3 separate regions of the Mus musculus genome follow, and regions 1 and 3 are each linked to region 2. Evidence: chromatin loops called from intact Hi-C (ENCODE). Cell type or tissue: heart. All regions are shown on one strand. Region 1 overlaps Erg (ETS transcription factor). Region 2 overlaps Erg (ETS transcription factor). Region 3 overlaps 1600002D24Rik (RIKEN cDNA 1600002D24 gene).

Region 1 (8,000 bases), 55 kb before region 2:
GTATGTGTATATGTCTTTGTGTGTACACACATGACTGTACATTTGTGTGTATCTCTGTATGTCTGTGTGTGTGCATGTGCATGTGTGTCTATACATTTGTGTGTGTCTGTGTGTATGTCTGCGTGTTTGCATGTGTTTGCATATGTGCATGCATACATGTGTGCATCTATGTGTGCATCTCTCTGTATGTATCTGTGTGTATTTCTGTGTGTGTCTGTGTGCATCTATGTGTCTGTGTGTATGTCTGCATTGTGTGTCTGTATATATGTATGTATGTAGGTAGGTAGGTATGTATATCTGTGTGTGTCTGTGCGTGTGAATGTGTGTGTCTGTGTGAGTGTGTCTGCGCATGAGTGTGTCTGTGTTTATTCTTGTGTATGTATATGTATTATTTATAGTGTGCATGTGTCTGTGTGTTTGTGTGTATTCCCTGTATACATGTGTATGTCTCTGTGTGTGTTATGTATGGTATGTATGCGTGTGTATGTATTCCTTGAGTATGTGTATATGCCTCTGTGTGTTATGTATGTTGTACATGTGTCTCTGTGTGTTTATGTATGTCGTATGTATGTTTGTGTGTCTTCCTGTGTCTCCCTGTTTATGTAGTATGGATGTCTGTGTATATTCCTCTGTGTGTGTGTATGTGTGTATTTCTGTGTATGTATATGCAGTGTGTGTGGTTTATGTGTTGTGTTTCTGTATTTCTATTTGTGTGATATTATGTACATGTGTGTACATAATGTGGAAGCCAGAGGTTGATACTGGGTGTCATTCCTCAGTCTACTTCTCTCTTGTATTTTGAGGCAGGGTCTCTCACTAGGACGGACAGCTCACCGATTAGGCAATGCTATCTTGCTAAGGAGACCAAGGCAAGTCCTACCTGTCTCTGCATGACCCAGGGATGAGATTAGAGGTGTGCGCTATGCTGTGTGCTCGGCTTTTACAGAGATTCTGGGGATCCAACTTCAGGCCCTGGAGACTGCATCCAAAGCACTTTTCTGAACTGTCTCCCACCCCAAGCTTTGGATTTTTTATATCTTAAAATATGTAAATTCTGATCAACTGAAAGGACTTCACTTTCAAGACAGAAGATGCCAAAGCTAGGCATTTCCCCTAGCAGCAGCCTTTCAGCAGCCCTAGCGAGGACACAGCCCTGTGTCCCCTCTTTTACATAACGGTGCCCATAGGAACAAAGATGGCAGGAAGCTGAGGAGAATGGAGGAAGGCAGGTGAGAAAGAAACAGCAGAGCCTCCGTGTCCTGCCAAACCCAGTGCTTTGTTCATCAAGTCTACATATATCACCTTTGCAGCAGTGAGCTCACCTTTACCAAGCCATAGGGTCCATGAAAGTAAAAAGAGCCAGATTATCAGGCCCTGCCATGGCCAGCACGGGGCAGCTCCTCACTGAGCCAACATGAAGAAACCCAATATGATGAAATTAGATAGACGTTGGGAGAATGCTAGGATACAAGGGTAGAGCCTTCATCTCAGGATGGGTCTTTAAGAAAATTCAGGGCCGTCTCAGTGGATAAAATGCTTGTTATGCGAAGATTCAGATCCCCAGCACCCACATAAAAGATAGGTAGGTGTGGCCACTTACATAAAATCCCAGAGCTTGTGTGGCAGAGACAGGGGATCTGCCAGGGTAGACTAGGTAGCTGGTTGAGTTAGCTGGCAAGTTCCGGGTTCAATGAGAGACTCAGCCTTAGTACATAAAGAAGAAAACAACTGAGGAAGACATCTGATACCAACCTCTGGTGCTTACACACTGCACACTGGCATTCCTAACAAACAGCAGAGAGAGAGACAGAGAGAGAGACAGAGAGACAGAGACAGAGGTAGACAGAGACAGAGAGAAAGAGAGCTACAGAGAAAGGCACACAGAGAAAGACAGAGGCAGACAGAGAGACAGAGATACAGAGAGAGGCAGACAGAGAGACAGAGAAAGACAGACAGAGAGAGGCAGAGACAGACAGAGACAGAAAGAAAAAAGACAGAGACACAGAGATACACGGAGATAACGAGACAGGGATAGAGACAGACAGACAGAAGAGACAGATAGAATTTGCTCCTCAGTCATGCAAGCACGCAGCAGGAAGCTACCCTCAGTGATCAGGAAGCAGGTGCTCACCAGACACCAAATCGGTCGGTGACCCGGTGCTGGGTTTCTCAACCTCTGGGAATAAGAGGAATATACTTATGCTGCTTATAAGCCAACCTATCTTGGGTATTTCTGTCATAGACACCCAAGCGGACTCATTGGAAAGTCTCCCAGCACAGCCACAGTCTGGAGGGCAGCAGAGCTCAATTAGGAGGCAACTTGCTTGCCAATTCATGTCGGAGCCCTGAGGCAGAAGGGAGCAAGTGCCCAGGAATATCACTGCCCCCAGATCATGCCCAACGCTCGCCAAGTACAAGAAGCATATGAATAGCAAACCCAAGCTGAAAGAGAAGCCAGGCCTGCGGATAGCTTCAAGTGTTCAACAAGAGTTGGTTGCACATAGGTACACAAAGCACTGATTCTAACACAGTGACACACAGAAACTGTAAAGAGTGTGCACCTGACACAGGACTTTGAAGCTTGATTTCAAGTTCAGTGAGTATCCACTGAAGGCCACTGTAAAGGGCCCACCTGGGGGCTCCTTGTCACATTTAAGACTTTTAGGTGCAGTGCCTGTTAGCATCTGTTAGCCTCCAACACAAGAAGACATGAGATCAGGGAGAGGAGAGGCATACAACACTCTCCAGGGACCCTGATGTCTCTGGCAGCAAAGAAAATGTCCCCCTATGAGGGGAGGCCCAGAGAGGGAGATGTGAGGCTGGGGACAAGCTGCCTATGGTAGGCGAGCTTAAGCTGGCTATACAACCTTCAGAAAGTCAAAGAACTTCATCAGAAAAGCATGAGTCTAGTTGTAATCACGCCCTCTTGTAGTCTTACTGAGGAAACTGGACATCCTCTATCCTAAAATAACTTCTAAGCTCTCTCCCAATGCCATGCAGCAGATCTCACATTTAAGCTTTGTCATCATGGGTCCTAGGCATTCTCTAGGTTTAGAACACCTGCTGCCAATCTTTGGAGATATTTTTTGTCATTGTTAACTGCATGTTTTAGGCAGGGTCTCATGTAGCCCAGGTGGATCTCAGCTCTACCATGTAGCTTAGGCTGGTCTTGAACTCCTGATCCAACTGCCTCTGCCTCCTGAGTGCTGGGATTATAGCCACCTTGATGTTCTTAGGCAACTGTAGGGCTCACACTTAGGGCTGTGTGCATGGGAGAGACAGAGACAGGCAGAGAAAAACAGAGACAGAGACAGACAGGGAGACAGAGATATAGAGAGAGTCAGTCAGACAGACAGACAGACAGACAGAAGTAACAGAGAGAATTTACCCCCACACTCTACAACCTTCTAGACCACCTGAGCTGCATTCTCCTTCACAGACTGTATGCTCCTATAGCTCTATCTTCGTGCCAGTAGGAACAGTAATGTTGACAAAACTTGCAGAAAGTCAGGGTCCCACTTATACACCATGAGCATGTGGAGTCAGATATTTTTGAAGGGGGTAATGCCATCTTGCTCAGTACTTGGTGACACCAGCATCCTTTGGCCTCCATTCCCAGATACCTAGGAAACTCTCAATTGCAAAAATCCTCTGTGCTATGACCCACTGGTGGAATGGGTAAAGGTCTGCTCCACCAATGGAGGCAGAGAGCCTGACATTTTCCCTGGTATTGGTCAGAGCCAAGTCACAGTGTGAAGGCTGTCACCCAAGAGGAACCTGGGCTGTGAGCCCAGGGTGCTTCCGAGCTCTGGTCTGTCCACAGTGTGCTTGGTTTGTAGTCTATATCCTGTCCTGGCTTCCTTCCTGCTTCACACAGCTCATCCCGGTTGCAGAGCACGCCACCTCCTTTTACAGCCCGCAATGTCTCTCCCTGACCTCTACCACTCTACTCCTCTGCAGAGCCCCAGGACCGCACACCCCAGAGCCCTGTATGTGCATCAGGTTCTCAGCCTCAACACAGGCACCAGGAAGACCTGTGGACTCTGAGTAACTCAGAGTTCTCCTTCACCTGCAAGCGTCCAGGCTGGCTCTGCAGTGAAGCTGCTGGTCTTCACAGGCATGTTCTGCAAACTCACCTTCTGCTACCCTCCCTCCTGGTCACTACATGTGGGCCCTCTTGTGACCCTAGAGAATATCTCTGGTTGACCACAGGGCCTTTGCACAGAGCATTCCTTTAACCTGGGATATCCTCCACTGTGTAATCGAGAGAGTTCTTTCTTTGTTATTGGGTCTTTAACCAAATTCCACTTTCTAAGAGGTAACCTTTTTGGACCATCTTGCCTGGAATTGCCTTACTTTTCACCTTAGTGTTTGCTCTGATCTGCGCTGCTGTGTATTTTGACAAGTCAGCTGATCAAATGGTGACCTTCTTCCTTTAGAAAGCCAGCAGCAAAGAATCTTGATTGCTACATTTTTAGAACAGTGACTGTATATATAGTAGGTGCTTAACAAACTCAGCTGAACGAGTGACTGTATGCCACCATCATGTCTGAGGTCAAAGGGCCAACCAACCAAGTGACCCACTCCTCATTCGATGACCTTCACCACACTTCATGGGGCACACTGTTAATGTATCATATTGTGGGGTAGGGGGTGTAGCTCAGTTGGTAGCTTACTTGCCTAACGGGCCTGAGGTGCTAGATTCAGTTCCCAGTAGTTCATAAATCGGGGGTGGTGGCACTTCCTGTAATCCCAGCCTCTTCAAAGGCAGAAGCAGGAAGAGCAGGAGTTCAAGTCCACCCTCAGCGACACCACACAGTCTCGCCTTTGGACACATGGAACTCTTTATCAAGTTAAATAAACAAGTATTTTAAACTATTGCACCCAAAGCATGTCACTATCCAACCACAGGCTGGAGGGAGGCAGGTCCCACCCCTCCTCTTCCCAGGCTGCACTGAGAGGCAAGGCCCAGGGAACATCATCTTTCACCTCTTTGACTCCGCCAAGCACAGGGTCCATGGGGTGAGTTACAGAAGATGCCACCCCATGCAGACAGACAGACACACCTCCAGCGCAGCCCCCCTCTACTTGCTGAGCTGACCCGGCTCACTGGGCCTGTACCTAGATACTGGGTTTTTGTTTCTCACCTCCCTCAACGATGCCCAATGCTACCTCTCAGCCACCAGAAAACCAGAGTGCCCTGCCGTGTTCCTTCAACTGCTGTGAAGACTTAGACCAGAACCTGGGGATCTCCATAGGTTGAGCTCCTGACCCCCAGGTCCTGCTTCAGGACCTCGCTTTGAGAGCACCACCTCAAGGAGACACTCATCTGACAGAATTAATGAGTTCATGGCTCCAAGAGGTTGGAGAGCAAACCTGGGAGTAGAGCAACCAGCTTGGGACCCCAGCTCATTAAATACCAGTAGCTGTGGATCCTTAGGCAAGACACGAAGGATCGTCATCAAGAAATATGGTACATAAATACACAGGCTATTTTTCAATCCATAAAAAGAGTAAAATTATGTAGTTTGCAGAAAAATAAGATAATTGGAAATAATCATAGTAAGTGAACAAGTCTTTCTCAGAAAGACAGATTTCACGCTCTCTCTCATTTGTGGTTCTTATAGATTTTGTACCGACACACAAAACCACACATGCACACGTGACATATAACTGTCCAGATTGGCAAAAGAGTGTGGAGGGCCAAGAAAAGGGATGAGGGGTGTCTGGGGATATGTGCTCAATATGTAATACACATTTCTATGAATTTTAAAATTAAAGCAAAAAAGCAGAAGAAATCCCATCCCAGGTGGCAGGAAAGGCACTGCCCACAGCAGCTGTTGGATCTGGCTGCCTGGACCGGGGGTGCACAGAGCCGGGGAACACAGCCTGCTGGGCAGAGCCCCAGCACCTGGCAATGGCAGGCAGTTGGTGTGGCCACGCCTTAGGGTAGACTATCTCTGGCCTCCATGGCCAGCCTAGAGGGAACCATGGCTATCCCACTGCCATTGGAGTTGTGGGAGGCTGGCAGTCAGGAGAGCCTGGTGCACCAGGGTTCCCTTGTGTACAGTGCTAGCAGCAGGTTTCAGTTTTGTACACCACCAGACTCCCGTCGTGCAAACCCCAGGGGTGTTCCTCGGAGAGAGGTCTGAGTGAAGAAGGGGGAGAGACAGGGTTATCACTAAACCCTGAGGCTGGGTCATGACGGCCACTGACTACAGGACAACTTAAAATTAGCTTCTGTTGTTGTTCCACCTATAGGGTTGCAGACCCCTTCAGCTCCTTGGGTGCTTTCTCTAGCTTCTCCATTGGGGGCCCCATGTTCCATCCAATAGATGACTGTGAGCATCCACTTCTGTATTTGCTAGGCACTGGCATAGCCTCATACGAGACAGCTATAACAGGGTCCCTTCAGCAAAATCTTGCTGGCATATGCAATAGTATCTGAGTTTGGTGGCTGATTATGGGATGGATCCCCGGGTGGGGTAGTCTCTGGATAGTCCATCCTTTCATCTTAGCTCCAAACTTTGTCTCTGTAACTCCTTTCATGGGTATTTTGTTCCCTAGCTACATATGTAGCAGAAGATGGCCTAGTCGGCCATCATTGAGAAGAGAGGCCCCTTGGTATTGCAAACTTTATATGTCCCAGTACAGGGGAATGCCAGGGACAAGAAGTGGGAGTGGGTGGGTAGTGGAGCAGGGCAGGGGGAGGGTATAGGGAACTTTCGGAATAGCATTTGAAATGTATATAAAGAAAATATCTAATAAAAAAGAAATATCACTCTAGATTTATTATGTATGAAGTCAACATGGAGTATTTTCTCACCTGATGCCCACCTTCCATCCTTAACATCTACAGCTGTAGATGTATACAGCCATGTGTGGATCGTGGTGGTTGACATTTGTACAACTACCAGACATCTCTTATTTTTAATTGATGCATAATAATTATTCACATGTATGGGGCACAGTATGATAACTTGTGACATGTATATATAAAGGGCAATAATCGTACCAGGGTAATTAGTATTTCCATTTTCTTAAATATTTCATTTCTTAAATATTTTCCAATTTATTGCTTTAGAAATCTTTGGTCTCTACTCATTCTTTATTAAACATAATAATAATATTGTTGTATATTATTGTAATATTACAAGCATAGTTACCCTTCTATACTGAATAAATGACATATTATCCCTCTCAAAAAACAATAGCTTCTGTCTGCGAGCATCCTGATGGACAAGCCAAGCCCACAGGGACTTCCCCACTGGCTCCCACACCAACAGCTCCTTTCTCTCTGCCGTCCATTTATTGTGTTTTATAGGAAAAATGTGAATGGCTACTCTGCTCACCCTGACACTTGAGTCTCATTTCAGAAGCTTGTTAGCATGGAGGGCCTGAGGTCCAGCAGAACCCCTCTCTCCTGCCTCCCCTCCTCTTCCTTCTTCCTCTGCTGGTTCCTTTTTTTTTTTTTCTTCAAGACAGAGTTTTTCTGTATAGCCTTGGCTGTCCTTGAACTCACTCTGTAGACCAGGCTGGCCTCAAACTCAGAAATTCACCTCCCCCTGCCTCTCAAGTGCTGGGATTAAAGGCTTGGGCCACCACTGCCCAGACTCTGCTGGTTCCTATGCAGTGACTAATGGATGGATAGAGACGGACCAAGAAAGCTCTGCCCCACAGGGATAGAGGTTTGCCTTGCTCTGGAAAGAACAAGGCTATAAAATGCAAATCTCTCATGAAGCAACTTCAACAGCAGGTCATTTACAATAGCTTTTGAACTTGGCTTCAGAAAGTGTGTGTGTGTGTGTGTGTGTGTGTGTGTGTACAGACAGACAGACAGACAGACAGAGATAGTGTGTGTGTCTGCAGGAAGACTACTCCGTGGGGAGAGGAAGAGAGGAAGAGGAAGAGAGAGACTATAGGGAGACTACTCCATGTAAGCCCAGGTTAGAGGCAGTTAGGAGAAGCCACTGATGGTGATGGGCCAAGTCCTTGGCAGA
Region 2 (8,000 bases):
GCTTGTCTGCTATAGGCTCTACAGATAGCTCACGACAGCATGAGGCTGGGTTGCCACACTGATGGTGAGAAAGATGGGGTCACACAGAGTCACCAAACAGCTGAGCACTTAAATGCAAGGTGTATGTGCCCATATAACATAAGATATGGCCTCTGGAGTGATCTGATGGTGTTCCCAGACAGGGCAGGAAGCAATGCCCTTCATCTTACCATAGCTGACGTTTCTGTAGCAACTGGACCAGACTGGCCACAGTGGTTGACACCACACACTGTCAATACCATTTGCAAATTTCTGAGACTACACATTTCAGAGACTCCCGTGGATCTCCACAGAGTCTTATGAACACTAGTGGCTAAATCAATGCCTCTCAGCTGCAGGAAACTCACATAAGTAACATTGTCCTTAAGGCATGAGGAATAGTTGCTTTTCCGGTTTTATTGTATTTTCTATGTATCCTTTTCTAAGAAACACTGGCGCGAATGTGTGTGTGTGCACGCTTGGGAATATGTTTTTAAATATCAAGGTCTGTTTTTCAGAAGGAAAAATAATAATGAAATAAAGGAGATACAGATAATGAAAAAATCATTTTGTTCTAGAACATTTCTCAGAGAGTGGGAGTCCTCCTGTGGGTTAAATGACACCCAGAGAGTCAACCACTTTCGATTCTGCTTGCTGGGGCCACGAGTCAGGATGCTGGTGGGCATAGGTGCTTGTGCATTCACACACACACACACACACACACACACACACACACACACACACACACACACAGAGAGAGAGAGAGAGAGAGAGAGAGATTGAGATTCATCCATGTGCAGCTATAACTGCTGTATCATAGAAGACAGCTTGGATCTCAGAGTGACCCTAAATACCCTAAATGCACACAGAAAAGTTATAGCGAGAAGCTGTCTTTTCAATGAACTTGGGCTAGAACAGAAGGGGAGGGCTGCCCTGTGCTCTGGGATGTGGCAGTTACCAAGAACAACAACACCCAGCACCTGGAGTTTCTTCCAGTGTCACAGAATCCCCCACAACGCAGAACGAGGGAGGCCATGTCTAGTCCCCGGATGCCGGAAGGTAGACGAGGAAAACGGCTGCAGCAAGCACAGCTTTAGCTAAGTTCTGTAACCACATCCATGAAAAGCCCATGCAGAGTTGACCTGTCCCTCACCATCCTCAGCTCAGAGGGCTGTGGGCCTCCTTAGGAACTTTCCAACTGTTCAGAGCCTGCTCGCCTAGGCACCTTAGGAAATTTCTATATCCTGTCTGATTCCTGAACTGCTTCCACCCAAGCTGCTGTTTAAACACGTTCCCTCCATGCCCTTCCACGTACACACACACACACCACAAACCTACAGACACATATCACCAATCCATACACACATGTGCAAACACACAAATCTACAGATACACACATACACATGCATGCATACAAGATTCAACTTTATTTTTTTGTTAGATATTTTCTTTATTTACATTTCAAATGCTATCCCGAAAGTTCCCTATACTCTCCCCCCGCCCCATCCTACTCCCCTACCCACCCACTCCCATTTCTTGGCCCTGGCATTCCCCTGTACTGGGGCATATAAAGTTTGCAAGACCAAGGGGCCTCTCTTCCCAATGATGGCCATTAAGGCTTGCAACCTAGGCTTCACCGCCTCCTAAACTGTTCAGGATAAGACTGTTTCTACCATAACTCTATTCCATTCCCCTCCACCAATGCTTTTTAAAGCAGGATGCTATGTACAGACCTAGGATTCCTTGGGCTGCCCAAAAGGCAAATGTCACCACAAACAAGTTCAGAAAAATCCTTGGAAGGCTGAATCGAACACCTAACTCATAAGGTTATGTGGGGAGCAACAGGCTCCAGGGTTATGCATCTCTCAGTATTGCACTATGAAGTCCTCACGGCCATCTTCCCAACGCGCTCAGACAGATGTTGGCTCGGCTGCTGTCCTGGTTTATTAGAACCCTCAGTCTCATCCTGAAACCCATGACTTCGCAGAGAGAAATACTATTTCCTAAAAATGCCTTTACCTCTCCCGAATGAAACGCCATGTTCTCTCTACCTCAAATTGCCAAAGCAAGGCAAGAGTACCAGAAACGTGCCTCACAGGGCTTTAGGCAGAGTGGCTAAAGGAAAGGAATCCCACACAGAGGTGATGATGTGCCAGCTTCACCAGCCCAGAGTGTCTGCAAGTCAAAGAACTCATTGATTTATTTACTGAAACACCCAAAACTCCAAGCTTATTTCCAATCCAAAAATCCCCCTATGGGGACTGTCTCATGACTTCAGAGGACACTGCCCTGTGCTAATTTGAGGTTTGTCCCAGAGTAATTAAAATTGCAGCCAACAGACTCAAGACTTCTTTTCCCATGTCACAAACAAAGCCATAAAATCATCTTACTACTTGATCCAGGAAAGCTCACAGAAAGCTGATCTTCAAGTCATTCACCACTCAAGAGAGACAGCTTTAACAAGGGACATTAAAGAATTCACTGGAAGTCATTTCTATTGTAGGGAGAGACACACTACACACATGTGACACAGAATTCACACATTAACAGAGTCCTAAAAAGAGCAAGTAATTGTCCCCAAATGTATTCAAAAGATAAAAATGCAATCTGACTTCAAAGGTGACTTCTTCACACACATGGGTCTTAAACGAAACAGTGTAATGCGTTGGAGAGTTGTCCAAACACATTCCACCTTCTGCAGGGCAATCTCTTCTTTCCATGCCCTTTAAAGCATTGATTTGTGGAGTTTGATGAACCCGAATAAGCTTCTACTCAAGCTATCTAAGATTTACACAGAATATTCTAATTGTTCTGAAATATAGATAGAATTAAAGAGTCTAGAGCAGAACCCCAAAAGCAGCATTTGGTGTTGTAAAAATAAGTCGTTTCTACTCATTTATCCGAAATTAGAGTCTATCAGACACAATGCTAAAATCCCCTCTAGGTCACCATATTGCAGCTGGCCCTACTCCTTGGGTCCAGGGAAAGAAAACTCTCAGACGGCAGCCTTTGGTGTGAGCCTTACTGGATTACAGGATACAGCCTGAGACCTGAAAACTGCATGGACCTCTGAAACACAGTTTCCACGGTACATATAATCAGCTGGCGAAGGTTTCTAACCTTCTAGCCTCGTCTTTATTATGGGCAAACCCCAATACTCATGAGTTTTCAGGCTAAGCAGAACCCTTACTGGACAATAGGTCACTTGCCATCTCTGTGCCACAAAATTAAAGACACAACGAATAAACACACTCTTTGGCTTCCTTTGTCTATACAGACTGCTGGCTTTCCTCATTCCTACGAATGTCACCAAAGCCCGGTGGCCTGGAATGTAGTTTAACAGACCCACCATCTCCCCGTACAACTAATTCCACAGATTTCTGTATCGGTATCAGCTGTTTGTATCGACCAGGCTGCGTTTAGTTTTCAACCGGTGACCCGTGCGGCTTTGTCTCGACACTAAACTTTACCAGTAAGCTTTCTTCTCGAAACATGTACAAGAAAACACATAGACCCACCTGCAGCAGAAAAGAGACCAACAGACCACTGCTTTACAGTCCCCACGAACCACGCAACACTGGGAAGAAAGCTTGCAGTACACAGAAAGACAGGTGTTTTATTTGTGATAGACACATTAACCAACACACCCAATTACCACCATTCGAGTTTTGAGGCGCCCGATTCCTCTCGGCATGGAGGTCCCCACAATTCAAGCCAACATTCGTCCATCCTGTTACCAACAGCCACTGAGTGTCTCCTCACTTCCACAGGGACATGCTGGCATGCCTGGTGGTTTGGAGTCCCCGATGCGTATCCAAATGTTCACCATTGACAAGACCATCTCTCTGACCCTGCCCTCCAACCTCTGTGGTTAATGCCTCGTATCGAACCCACATCCAGACACCGTTAGGAACAGGTAAAGAAGCTGAAAATTCAGAAGTGCTCCAAAAAGCCTTCACTGAAGTAAATCCACGGCGCTCAACAGTGAATTTAGGAACCCCAATTTTTTTCTGAGTTTGAAGTTTTTAAGCCTTGCGGATGGTCTGAGTAGGAAAAAGGAAATTTACTAGGCAGCGCAAAGGAAATCTTGTTGTCCTCTATTGTGGTGTGGGGGGTGTTGCCCAACCCTAACTTATCTGCCTTGATAAAGGAAGCCCAGCGCAAGAAAAACAAGATTTTGTCAAATGTAGAGGAACCCTCTCCTTACCTTAATAGTGCTGGCCATAATGCAATCAAGTTTATTGATCGTTAATAAATGTTAATAATAATTATTGCTTCTCTCTGACCAGAAAGTAGTTTTGATGAGGTTGTTTAGAGCGGATGAGATTGTGCTAAGTCTGGGAAATGAAGTCAGCCAATGGCAGGAAGAGGTTTCTATTGGTCCTGGCTGCCCAGCCCGAAGAAACAGGATATTTGGGAGTGGAGAGATAAGAGACCCTGAAAACAATGTTGTTTTTCTTGATGATATGCAGCCAGGAGAAGTTTTTTAATTAAAAAAAAAAAAAAGGCATCAATTGGCTGAGGCCGGGGCTGTCACAGCAGGTGTGACCTGCGTGACTCTGGGTGACAGGCTGCACCAGAGCAAAGCAGGATACAGATGTGATGGGGCTCTGCATGGCTGCACATGGGAGGGTGCTTGGGTGCCTGTCCTTTACATCGCCCCCTCCCCAGGAACGCCACCAGCCAGCACAGAGAGCTGAAGCTAACTAGGACCTAGTACCTATGGCTGTATGGCCAATTTGAATCGAGGTAACCAAGAAAACTAAAGAAAAAGAAAAATCAAATCAAGATCTTGTTTTCAAATGCTCATTAAAGGGGCTGGGGAGATGGCTCAGTCTGTAAAGTGTCAACTATGCAAGCATGGCTCCTTGAGTACCATCCCCAGAGCCCACAGACAAAAGCTGGGAGTCGTGCACATACCTTCAACTCTAACCCTGGGGAGTCAGAGACAAAGCAGATATCTGGAGCTCATTAGCTGGTCAGCATATGCCAATCAGCTGGTCCCAGGTAAACATTTGAGGAATAACATCCAGGGTTGACTGGGGGCCTTCACATGCATGTTCACCTGAACCAACATATATGCCTATATACAGGTATACATATACATACTACATATGGTTATATGTGTTCATGAGTGCACACACACACACACACACACACACACACACACACACACACACACACACCAAATAACTAGATTCTACATTCTAGAACATACATCCCTCTGACACCCGTGTTGTGGACCATGGATTCCAACAGAACTCTGAGCTTAAGAGAAGAGGCCGGGAGAAGTTCTCATAAATGCATAGAAGCCAAGCTTCAGGTTCAGTGCCATAGCTCGGCTTTCCCCTGAAGGATGCTGAATTGACACAGCCCTTAACATTCCTTTACAGGATTTCAGGCCTTTAATTACTCATTTTCAGGAAATTACTTGGTCTGTGGAAGAAACAACAGTTTGCTTTGAATTGAACCACATGAAAGTTGGACCCGTCACTTGGTCTCATGGGGACCCAAGCAGCACAATGGACCAGAGCCTGAGTCATGGACAATTCTTGGTTACTGGGTAGACAGGCAGTGAACTGAACTCATTCAGACTTTGGGCCAGCTCTGCCACACACCAGCTCCTTTCTCTTATTTGCCCCTGGTCCACCTCCACCCCTTAAGTTACAATACACAAAAGAGGAGAAAGAGAGGAAAAGCAGGTGGAGGTGCTGGGGTGGGTTCTGACGACCCCCTCCTGCCACCTGCCTAGCATAGTCAGGGGCTATGGGTTCAAATCCCAGCAGTTCAAAAAATGGGGGTGGGGAGATGAGGAGGAAAGGATCAGGGTGAGGAGGAGGAGGAGGTGGGAACCAGGAGAGGGATGTTAAAAGGCAAGAAAGAAAAATACATAAGAACTCTAATTCCCAGTTCTGATGGGAGGCTGATGGGTTGGTTCTCAGCGCCTTTGAGAGCATGTTGATTCCAGGCTCCTTTTTATCTCTGAACAATGAACAAGATGTCAGGCTGATTAAAACTATGTTTCCCCTAAAATTTTCAAAGTTCTGAGTTGTTTATCCCAGCAGCTTCCTACAAGCCCTGAGAAATAAAACAAAGTAACCAAAGCTCGGAGCAGAGCACCTCGCTGTGTTCTTGGTTTTGTTTTCTTCTCTCCTAAGAGTAGATCCATCTGAAATGTTAACTGCTGATCCTGAAACGTAACAGGATCCACTGTGTGGATTTACCAGGTGTGGGATTTTAAAAGGCAGACTTCTTTGCAATAAAATAGCCACGGACCCACCGGGATTCTGCTGTGTCCTGTGGCGGTGGTAACTCCCTCTTTATGGAGTTTTAAAACCCGCTGTGATCTGCCCAGAATTCCATCGTGCCTGTCTAGGCCAAATCAAACTGTCAGGTCAGTTACAAGACAGAGAGACACACTTACACACTTAAGATTTCTGGCTTCTTCACCAAGTGCCCAGCCCTCCAATATTTATACACATTCATTTATGATTGGATAAAATACTCTCTTATTACAGACTAGATTATTTGCTTGAGTAATTATAAAAAGAAACCAGACACTATAATTATTTGCTCTATTTTCTAAAGACTCTAGCCATACCTCTCATTGTGCCTAATTTTGATCTTAAACAAAAGTCTGAACCATGATCAGCTAGCATAATAATTTGGGGATCAGAGGTATAAAATTTGCCACGGGATTCTAAAATGGCAACTCCCCTATTTAAAAAAAAAATCCCTGGTTTCAAATGACAAAATGCTTAGCCAATTTTTTACCTTTAAACAGAGTAATTTCTGATGCCATTAGAACAAGCACTCAGGCTGGCTTCCCCAGATGACTGAATGCAAGGGCTCTTCCCATAAATGTCAACTGACTATTGGTAGCATAAAGCGCTCCTATGAATTACAACACCCCATGCCACTTCCCAAACCTTACCCTGGGGAGTAGAGGTGGGGGAGCTCACTTTATCTTTCCCTGGCCCCAAGTCTGTGCTCCCAAGTGGTTTTGGCATCCAGTCACACAGCACCTGAGAACTAGCTTCCCCCCAAATGTTACTTTAACAGAGACTCTCACTGGACAGATCTAGTTAGGGAGCAATCTGGCAGCTACTGGGCATCGCCCAGTGTCTGGCAGAGCTAGGTCCTTTCTTATCCACAGTGGCCACACGGAGCAATAATGCTGGAGGAACACATAGTCCGTCGTCCAGTTCTCCACCCCGAGTTCATCACTCGCAAAGCCTGCTCCCTTTGATGAGCCTGTGTATAGCTCCCTCCAAAGCAAACAGGAAATCGTGTAAAATACAAAACTTCACAAATGTATCATAAATAACAAAAACACACCACCATTCACGTATCCCCCAAGTCATGTCTGATTCTCTGATGGTAGCACCCTCATTTTCTCATTAACTATATACATCATGTGGTTGGGCACACCGGGCCAAGGGCAGCAGAACTCTGCAAACGAAACAGGACCACAGTGGAAAGAATAGTGGAACACCCAGTAACGACGAAACAGCACAGTCATGCTTCCGTATTAATTATCCCTGCACCAAGCATCAATAAAATGAAATATCCGTGACCATCAAAGAAGGAGGGGGGGAGGAGGAGGAGGAGGAGGAGGAGGAGGAAGAAATGGGATAGGGGAGATGGTACAGCACCCTCTGTTCCAGCATGAGGACCTGAGTTCTGATCCACAGAAGGAACCAGGGATGACCATGCCCACCTACAAATCCAGACTGAGGATTTCCTGTAGCTCACAGAAAAACAGTGCGCCCGGGGTTCACTGAGAAACTCCATCTCAAGGGAATAATAAACAGAGCAACAGAGAAGGGCACTGCCACCCACGTGTGTCTCTCTGTGTGTGTGTGTGTGTGTGTGTGTGTGTGTGTGTGTACGCATGCACACACCAACACTGTAGGGAAACTGGGTAGGGTAGGAATACCTACTGATACGGAAGACTGCTGCCTGGTAAGCTAAAAACCACC
Region 3 (8,000 bases), 400 kb after region 2:
ATGTAACTTTTAAGGTTGGTTTTGCTTTCTGAGAAACATGGCAGCAATAAGGGTTTGCACTGAATCTGTAAATTGCTTTTAGTGGGAGGGTTACTTTTACCCTAACAATTCTACCAATCCATGGGCTGAGAAGATCTTTCAGCATCTAGTGTCTTCTTCAATTTCTTTCCTTGGAGTTTTAAAGTTTTTGGTTTAGGGGCCAGTATTCTATTTCTCTTTTGAGGCTATTATAAACAGAACCGCCTCCCTGGTCTCTTTCTCGGTGTGTCTGTTGGTGTATAGCAAGGCCACTGATCTTGCTATGTTAATTTTGGATCCTGCCACTCAGATGACAGTGCTGACCACTTTTCTAGTTTTCTGGTCGAGCCCTTAGGGTCTCACCTCAAGCGTCACATCCACCAACAGGTTTATTTTTTTTACCTGGTTTCCACTTATGGCTCTCTTATCTCCCTTTCCTACCTCTCTAGCTAAGATTGGAATGGAGAGAGCAGGCATCCCTATCTTGCGTCTGATCTTAATGTATCTGCTTTGAGTTTTTCTCTGGTTAGCATAATGTTGGCTGTGGGGTTGTCTTGTGTGACTTTTGCTATGGTAAGTATGTTGCCTCTGACCTTAGTATCCCTAGGATTTTTCAATCATGAAAGAATGTTATATTTGGTCAAAGGCCTTTCTTGTATCTATTGAGATCGTATGATTTTTTTTTCTTTAAGCCCACTTATATACATTATGTTCTATTCATGGATTCCATATGTTGACCTATACCTGCAGCTCTAAGATAAACAAACTTAACCATTGTGAGTGATCTCTTGGATGTGTGCCTATATTCAGTTTGCAAGTGTTTTGTTGAGAATTTCTACATCTATGTTCAACACAGATAGACACTGGTCTGCAGCTGTCCTGAGGAGTTGGTATGCCAGCCATCATAGAGTCAGTGACGTGGTCAATGAACCACTGTCTGGAATGGAGACAAGGCTCTGCTGGGTGGTGTGCTTGCTTGCTCGGCACACTCAAGGCCCAGGTTCAATTCCTAACACACATAAACTATGTACAGGGATACAGGCCTGTAACCTTTTGGGAGGTGGAGTCAGGAGGATCAGGAGTTCTGTGTCATCCTCAACTATGCAGTGAGTTTGAGGCCAGCCTGAGCTACATGAGGCCAGCCTGAGCTACAATGAGATCCTTTAATCTATCATTTTCCATTGTGATTGTTGCTGTTGTTATACTTTTATAATTGTTGTTGTTGTTATACATATGTGTATATATGTACCATATATATGTGTGTACATATGTATGTGTACATATGTATGTATATGTGTGTATGTATGTAAAATATGTATATATCTTCTAAGAAAGAACATTCCTAAAGAAGCAGAGACCTTTTGGCTCTTGCCAAAAGTGTTTAACATTCAAGAAAGTCCAACTTTTAACCAAACTGGTCCATTTCTGGATTATTTTTAGGGTCAAGGCTATGATAAGTCCTAACACTCAAACATACAGCTCAGAAATCTGTTTATAACATGTTAACTAGGCTGCCGTGTTTGGGAGGGAGAAACAGGGTTCAAGAGAGGGCCAGAGATGGATGGAGTCATCCTTCAGCCTGAGCTGATTACAGCGGCAGGCAGTACCAGCCAGGTCCAAAATAAAACTTCCCTACCCAGGGACAGCAGAACTCACACTTTGAAGGTCCCTTGTGAGAGAATGGGAGAGGGAAAGGCTGTGAGGAACTGGATCCAAGGTCCACTGACATCACCTAAGTAGACAAAGGGACACTGTTTGCTTCGAGTGCTAGAGCAGGTGTTTGAGCCGTCCCAAGGCCATTCCCAAACAAGGTAACACGGAAAGACAATAGGCTGGTGAGGAAATGGCGTGACCATGACCCCTGTTGCTGCCTCTGAAGCCCTTCTCCATTTATGGTTTTGTTCTGGGAGGGCTTGTTCCCTGGAAGCTGAGTTGGGGACAGGGCCCTGCCTCCGTGATATGAAATGCCTTATAGAAAGAAGTTGTTTTCTGAGACCTCCATGCCCCAGAAACATTTGGCACCTTCAAGTTGGGGTTCAAGGCCAGTGTGAGTCACATGGCTGGTTACATGGTTTGTCTTCCGTCTTCAAGTCAGAGTAGCATGTGGCACAACGGTTATGATTCAGGGAGGAGGTGTGGGCAGCTTGATCTATCCACGGTACAATCTGACCCTCCTGTCATGGTCTAAATATGGAGTATCATGCCTTGGGAGCTCAGTCTCTGGCTGGTGGTGTAATTTGGGGAGGTAGTGGAAGTTTAGGAGGACTACCTGGAAGAGGTGGATTATTGAAGATGTGAAAGACATCCTCTCTACTTCCTGGCCACCACATGGGGAGCCCCACCCTCACTCCTGTCACCACAATGTCCCGGTCATTGCCCGCCCATCTTAGTGTGTGAGGGAACTGTGGGCAGAAGCTGTGGGACCAGAGTTCTTTCTACTTTCACGTCGTTTCTCTCAGGTTCTTGTCACGGTGACAAGAGTCTAGTGCAACCAGTCCTTGGAGAGATGAGAACCAACCAAGGACGTCAACATTAAATACCACAATCTCGACAATCTCGGCTAGAGGGATTGCCCAAACAGCAGCATTCGTCACCAAGACAACCACATCCTCACTGTGTGCTCTAGTAACTGTCATCACATGTGAGGCTGTGTTCTTCCCACAATCCCATGTACCAGAGCCTCCCATAACCTGGCCAAGGACACACATTTGGTCTCTGTAACCACTGCTTGGCATCCCCTCTGCTCAAGAAACTAAGGCAGCCGGGAAGTGTGTCCTGCTTGAGTTGCATAGTTGGTCGGGGCTGAGCTCTGGCAAAGCAGGTCTCTGACTCCAGCTCCCCTTTGCAAAGCCTGGGTCATCAGCCGGAAACTGATCCTCTAGGACTTCCCATGGCTTCCTCTCTGCTGGAGCCAGCTCTCTGCTCCTCCCCTCTCCCTTATCTCTGGAACACAGCCTGAGCGCAAAGGAAAAGGGTCTTCACCACAGCCAAGATTCCCATCTGACTTGGAACGTGAGCCAACGCTAGGCTTCCTCTCACGTTCCTGTCCTAAGGAGGCCTTGCCTTCAGCTGCCTTGGCCCCACAGCGGAAGCCAGCACGGAGGAAGATAACGGGAAAGGCTGGGCGCCTGGGGCCACTTCCCTACCAGATGCTAGAACACATCTCCTGTGCGTTCTGACAGGGTGCCTGAAGAAAGGGCTTCCCAGTTGGATTCGTTTCCTAGGGCCACTATGATCCATGTAATGTTTCTGTTGTCCTTAACCTACAAACAAAAACAAAACAAAACAAAACAACAACAACAACAAAAATCCATTCCCTCCTAGTTGTGGAGGAAGGAAGTCTAGAATCAGGATGTTCACAGGGCAAAAAAAATCAGAAGGGCCCTTCCTGGCCCTCCCAGATTCTGGTCACCTCTAGGATGCTGACTTGCAGCCACACAGCCTTGCCCTCTGAATCCTTCCCCAACATGGCTTCTCCTGTGTTCTGTTTTCCTAAGAACACCAGTCATTTAACCAATGAGGTACCATTCTAATAATTCAACATGACTTCATCTTCCAGGCAGGGTCACAGTCAGAGGAGTTTGAGTGTACATTATTCAACCCATCTAGAGGCTTCTATGCCCATCTCCCCTGAACATGAAACCTCAAAACAAGTAGGTGAATACACATCTCAAAGGGCAGAGGCAGCCTCCAGAATCCAAGAAGAGGCCATTGACCATCTGTCAGGAAGGCTTGAGGGAGCTGAGCCTGGCTTCCCATGCCTCTTCCTGCCCCTTCCTTTCCGTGAAAACCTCTCATCCCTCCATAGACCAAGAGCTAAGACTCCTCCATTCATACAGAAGAAGATCACCACCTTCCATAGCCACAGAAGTCTCACGGTGGCTTGCCACAGATAACCTGAGCACATTTCCATACATACAAATGTAACCCAGTGCCCCAAAGCTATGAGGCAGAGGTAGGCCAGGGTGGCATGGGACACTCCATGTCTGATTTTTGTCTATACCTACAGGGCAGCCCATGATGCTTGCCTGCTGAGGTCTACTGGAGACATATTCCTGTAATCCCCAGCGCACACTCCCTCAACCCAGAGGAATTCCCTTCTTGAAGATTGACTAGCAGCTAGTTTTCTTACAGTCACATGACAATGCAGAGGCGCAGGAAGTCCGGGGTAGGGAGTGGGGGATCCTGGCTGGGCCTCTAGATTTTTGACACATGGAGCAAGGCCACCGGTCACTGGGAACATAGAAGGGAGATATTGCCTACAGTTTGTGGGCAATATGGTAAAAAGCTCTTCTCAGCCACACTCCAGCCGTGCTTGCCAGCTGACCTGCTTCCCCAGAGCCCTGCCTCAGGCAGGAAATGGTGTGAGGGTAGATATCAGCCACCAGGCAGGAAGCCCCACCCACAGAAAGGGCAGCAGGTGCCTGGAAAGAGTCCACTACCTTGCTCTGGACTTGCTGAGTGTGAGGTACAGAAGACCCCACCCATCCCCCATTCTCTACTTCCTCTAGTCAAACAGCAGCCCCCTCTCTCCAACTCACACCCTTGGCCATGAGTTTTGCTTCCTTTCTCATTCTAGGCTCCCCCACCCCACCGCACCCCCAGTTTCCAGGGATCCCTCAGCAAAATGACACCCAAAGAATAAAGAATTCTGAGCCAAGGCAAGCAGTGTGCTCTCCCCATCACCTCCTTTTGCCCTGAAAATATTCCTTTATTTAGCTGGCACTAAATTTAGGTCCTGGCCAACAGAATAGAATGAAAGGAAAGCTTACCCAAGCCTCCCACCCCATCCCGTCTCACTCCCACCTTCCCCTGCCCCAGAGAGGCCTGCCAGCCCACTCCTCCATGAGTACCCTTTCACCCATAGCAGAAGACAACCACTGAGAGCCTGGTGTTGGGCACCCTGCGTGTGTGGCTCCCCAATCACAGAGTTACCTCCTCATAATCCCTCAGGGTCTAGAATATGAAATTAAGAAGCATCTGCATATTAATTAATGTTTCTTAGATCTGCACATTAGAGTACTGTTTCTTAGATTGGCTGTGCTTCTATAGCTGGGCATTTTCTGGTTACGGGGAGCTGTTGTCACTTTTATAATTTCACTTCAGCGACAGCATAGCTATAAAAATTAATGTACTTCCAGTTCATAGTTCCATAGAATAAGCATATCCTGGGGGGGGGAGGGGTGACCCCTCAGTTGTGTGCTTAACGATCAAGCTTAAGAACCTGAGTTTGGTCCTTAGTATCTGTGCAAAGCACTGGGCATGGTGGAGCCTGTTCATAATCTTGGTACTAAGAGTGGAGATAAGCAGACCCCTGGGGTTCTCTGGCTAACTGGCTAGCCTAGCCTAATCCACAAGCCCAGGTCCCTAGTTTCAAAAAGATGAAGTGGATGAGCCACGGACAGACACCCCAGATGATCTCTGCCCTCCACACATATGCACATATACACAACATCTAATTTAGGGTTTTAGACATGAGAACACACCCATCGTCTTCACCCTTTAAGTCTGATCCTCGCCTCATTCAGACTTAGAGGAGGACAGTGCTGGGCTCTAACCCTGAGGCTGCCCAGCCATGTCAGTCTCCCCAGGCACCCATCACAAGCTCCTGGCCCTTGTCCAGGCTTCCCAAGGCAGACACTAGAAGCAGCTACAGTTCCGTGACAACTGAGGCCGCGCTCCCTGTTGCGGCCTGAGCTTCAGCTGGTCACACTGGAACCCAGTAAACTGCGTCATGCCACACATAGTTCTATGAACCTACAACATTCCCGCACACGTTTCACCCTGCAGTGGGTTCCTCCGACCAGTCAGATGGTGGCTACAGGCCTGCAGTTGCTCTTGTGTGATGTCGTAAAGGCTGTCCCTAGAGCTGACGTCATTCGTCATTCGGTAAGCCCTCATCCTCCCAGATGACTCTGAGATTGAAAATAACCAGCAAGCCAAAGCCCCTGCTGTGTACCTTCCTGTCACACAAAATTGAAGCCCAGGGACGTGAGGTGATTTGAGCAAAGCTACAAACTTGTTAGAGCTGGCTTAGAGACAGGCTTTCATTCTCTGTGTCCTTTCCCTGGGACAGTGGCTGCATAAGATTGCCACAGACAGTACAAGGGACACATGGGCAGCGCAGAGTCATTCCTTCACCTCACACACAGGACACTAAGGATGAGAGGAAGTAGGCACAGCCACAGGTTGTGGAGGCAGGAGGAGGGAATGAGGTTTGAGGGAGGGGACCATAACCCTCTTTCTACCCCAGAAGCCTTCTCAGTTCTCCGCTTGAGAACTAGAGGCCTGAACTCATGTGACATAAAAAGCACAGGACTTCCATCCATGTTGAGTTCAGCACACTCCCCAGGGGCAGCAAGAGCAGCAGGAAGCAACTGGTCCCAGCTGGTCCCGTCCACCCACCCCATCCAGGAAAGCCATCAGTCCCCGCAGGACATCTCAGGCTCACCACACTCAACCCCAGCCAGCGCCTGTCTCCTACAGGGCCTGGATATCAGGTTGTCCCAGTTAAAATCCTTATTCCTTTTCTTCTTTCTTTCCTGGCATCTGTGTGGTACTGTCTGCCACCCCCTACTAAATATCTTTTTATCCAATTTGTTCTGGAATCTTCTAACATGTATCACTATCCCTTTCCCCACACACTGGGAGGAGATTATGTGATTCTACCATGGTCTTGGTCAAATATGTTTTCCCCATTTTCCCCAATGGAAAACACGTTTGAACAACCAGCCTTGTCTCTGCCACTGCCTTGGTGTCTTCGTTTGATGACAATGTGCTATCATACAGAATTGAGCCCCAGTCCAAGGGTACCCTTATCCTCACAAGATACCCTGTAAATTGAAGGGGAGACAAGACTTATCATTGACACATCTCACTGGGTGATTTCAGTGGTTCCCTACTTGAAGCACAGAATTACAACAAAGGGGTTCTGTTAAACACCCCCCCCCGTGGCAATCAAGCTATCTGACATTGACACATCTCACTGGGTGATTTCAGTGGTTCCCTACTTGAAGCACAGAATTACAACAAGGGGGTCTGTGATTCCCCCCCCCCCCGTGGCAATCAAGCTATCTGACACCAGAATGGGTGTCCATCTTCCAAAATCTAATAAACGCTGCTCAGATCGTGAAGTGGCGTCTTGAGAGTTAGGGACTTAACCAGGGTGTGGAGGTGCAAGCTTCATGTGTGGTTTGAACAAGGTGCATGTGTTTCAACAGAGGATCCCCAACTTGTGGCACTGTTTGCAGCAGTTATGGAACCTCTCAGAGATGGAGCTTTACTGAAGGAATTTTGCCAGAGGAAGTAGTCACTGGAGGTGGGCCTTGAGGGTTCAAAGCTGGGCCCTACTTCCTTTCTCTCTGCTTCCTGGCAACCACGTGTGATCAGCCAGCCTCATGCTCCTATCATCATAATGGACTAGATACCCTAGTAAGATTAAGTTTTGAAATACATAAATGGACTTTCTAGAACAATCTAGCTGAACCTCTCCAATGGGTTTTCTAGTTCTTAAGAATGCAGTCCACCCTGGAGCATCTGAGGTCTCAGCCTGAGACAATCAGGTAAAGTGAGGACCAGCGTCTAAAGTCAAAGCCTAGCATGAACTGGAAGTCCGAGATTCCAGATCTGAGTAGGGGCTGGGAGAGAGGTCAGTTGGTGAAGTGCTTGCCTTGCATACATGAAGAGCTGCATTTGGATCCTCAGCATCACATAAGAGCCAGGCACTGTCTCACATATCTGTAATCCTAGTCCTGGGGGTGTGGGGTGGAGACAGTGGGTCTCAGGTTCTCTCTGTCCAGCTCTAGTCTATTGGTAAGCTCAGGGTTCAGTGAGAGACCCTGTCCAAAAGATAAGGGGAAGAGAAATAGAGGATGGCATGCAATGTCGACCTCTGATCTCCACATATGAACATGCACACCAGGCATGCATGCAGATGCACACACGCGCGCGTGCGCGCACACACACACACACACACACACACA

Evidence for each region. Peaks named below come from ENCODE experiments on the same cell type or tissue, not always from the same donor. Only the 100,000 strongest peaks of a DNase experiment are listed, where the experiment ranks them.
Region 1: it touches region 2 in a loop (2.7-fold over the local background); 5 of 42 quality-filtered maps call a loop at or near these places.
Region 3: it touches region 2 in a loop (4-fold over the local background); 2 of 42 quality-filtered maps call a loop at or near these places.

Annotation. Positions count from the first base shown.
Region 1 is chr16:95,399,800-95,407,799 of GRCm38, forward strand. The region is part of intron 3 of Erg (ETS transcription factor); the gene reads right to left. Among named protein-coding and RNA genes, the nearest start is that of Erg, 130 kb to the right of the region's middle. In heart, no CTCF peak of the experiment used is centred here; a DNase peak (open chromatin) is centred at 3,832; H3K27ac peaks cover 262 bases.
Region 2 is chr16:95,455,003-95,463,002 of GRCm38, forward strand. All of the region lies in intron 2 of Erg (ETS transcription factor), which reads right to left. Among named protein-coding and RNA genes, the nearest start is that of Erg, 71 kb to the right of the region's middle. In heart, no CTCF peak of the experiment used is centred here; DNase peaks (open chromatin) are centred at 4,519, 5,539 and 7,139; H3K4me3 peaks cover 3,368 bases; H3K27ac peaks cover 2,447 bases.
Region 3 is chr16:95,858,447-95,866,446 of GRCm38, forward strand. The region is part of intron 1 of 1600002D24Rik (RIKEN cDNA 1600002D24 gene); the gene reads right to left. Among named protein-coding and RNA genes, the nearest start is that of Gm41508, 59 kb to the right of the region's middle. In heart, no CTCF peak of the experiment used is centred here; DNase peaks (open chromatin) are centred at 1,865, 3,025, 4,325, 6,405 and 1 weaker place; H3K27ac peaks cover 4,914 bases.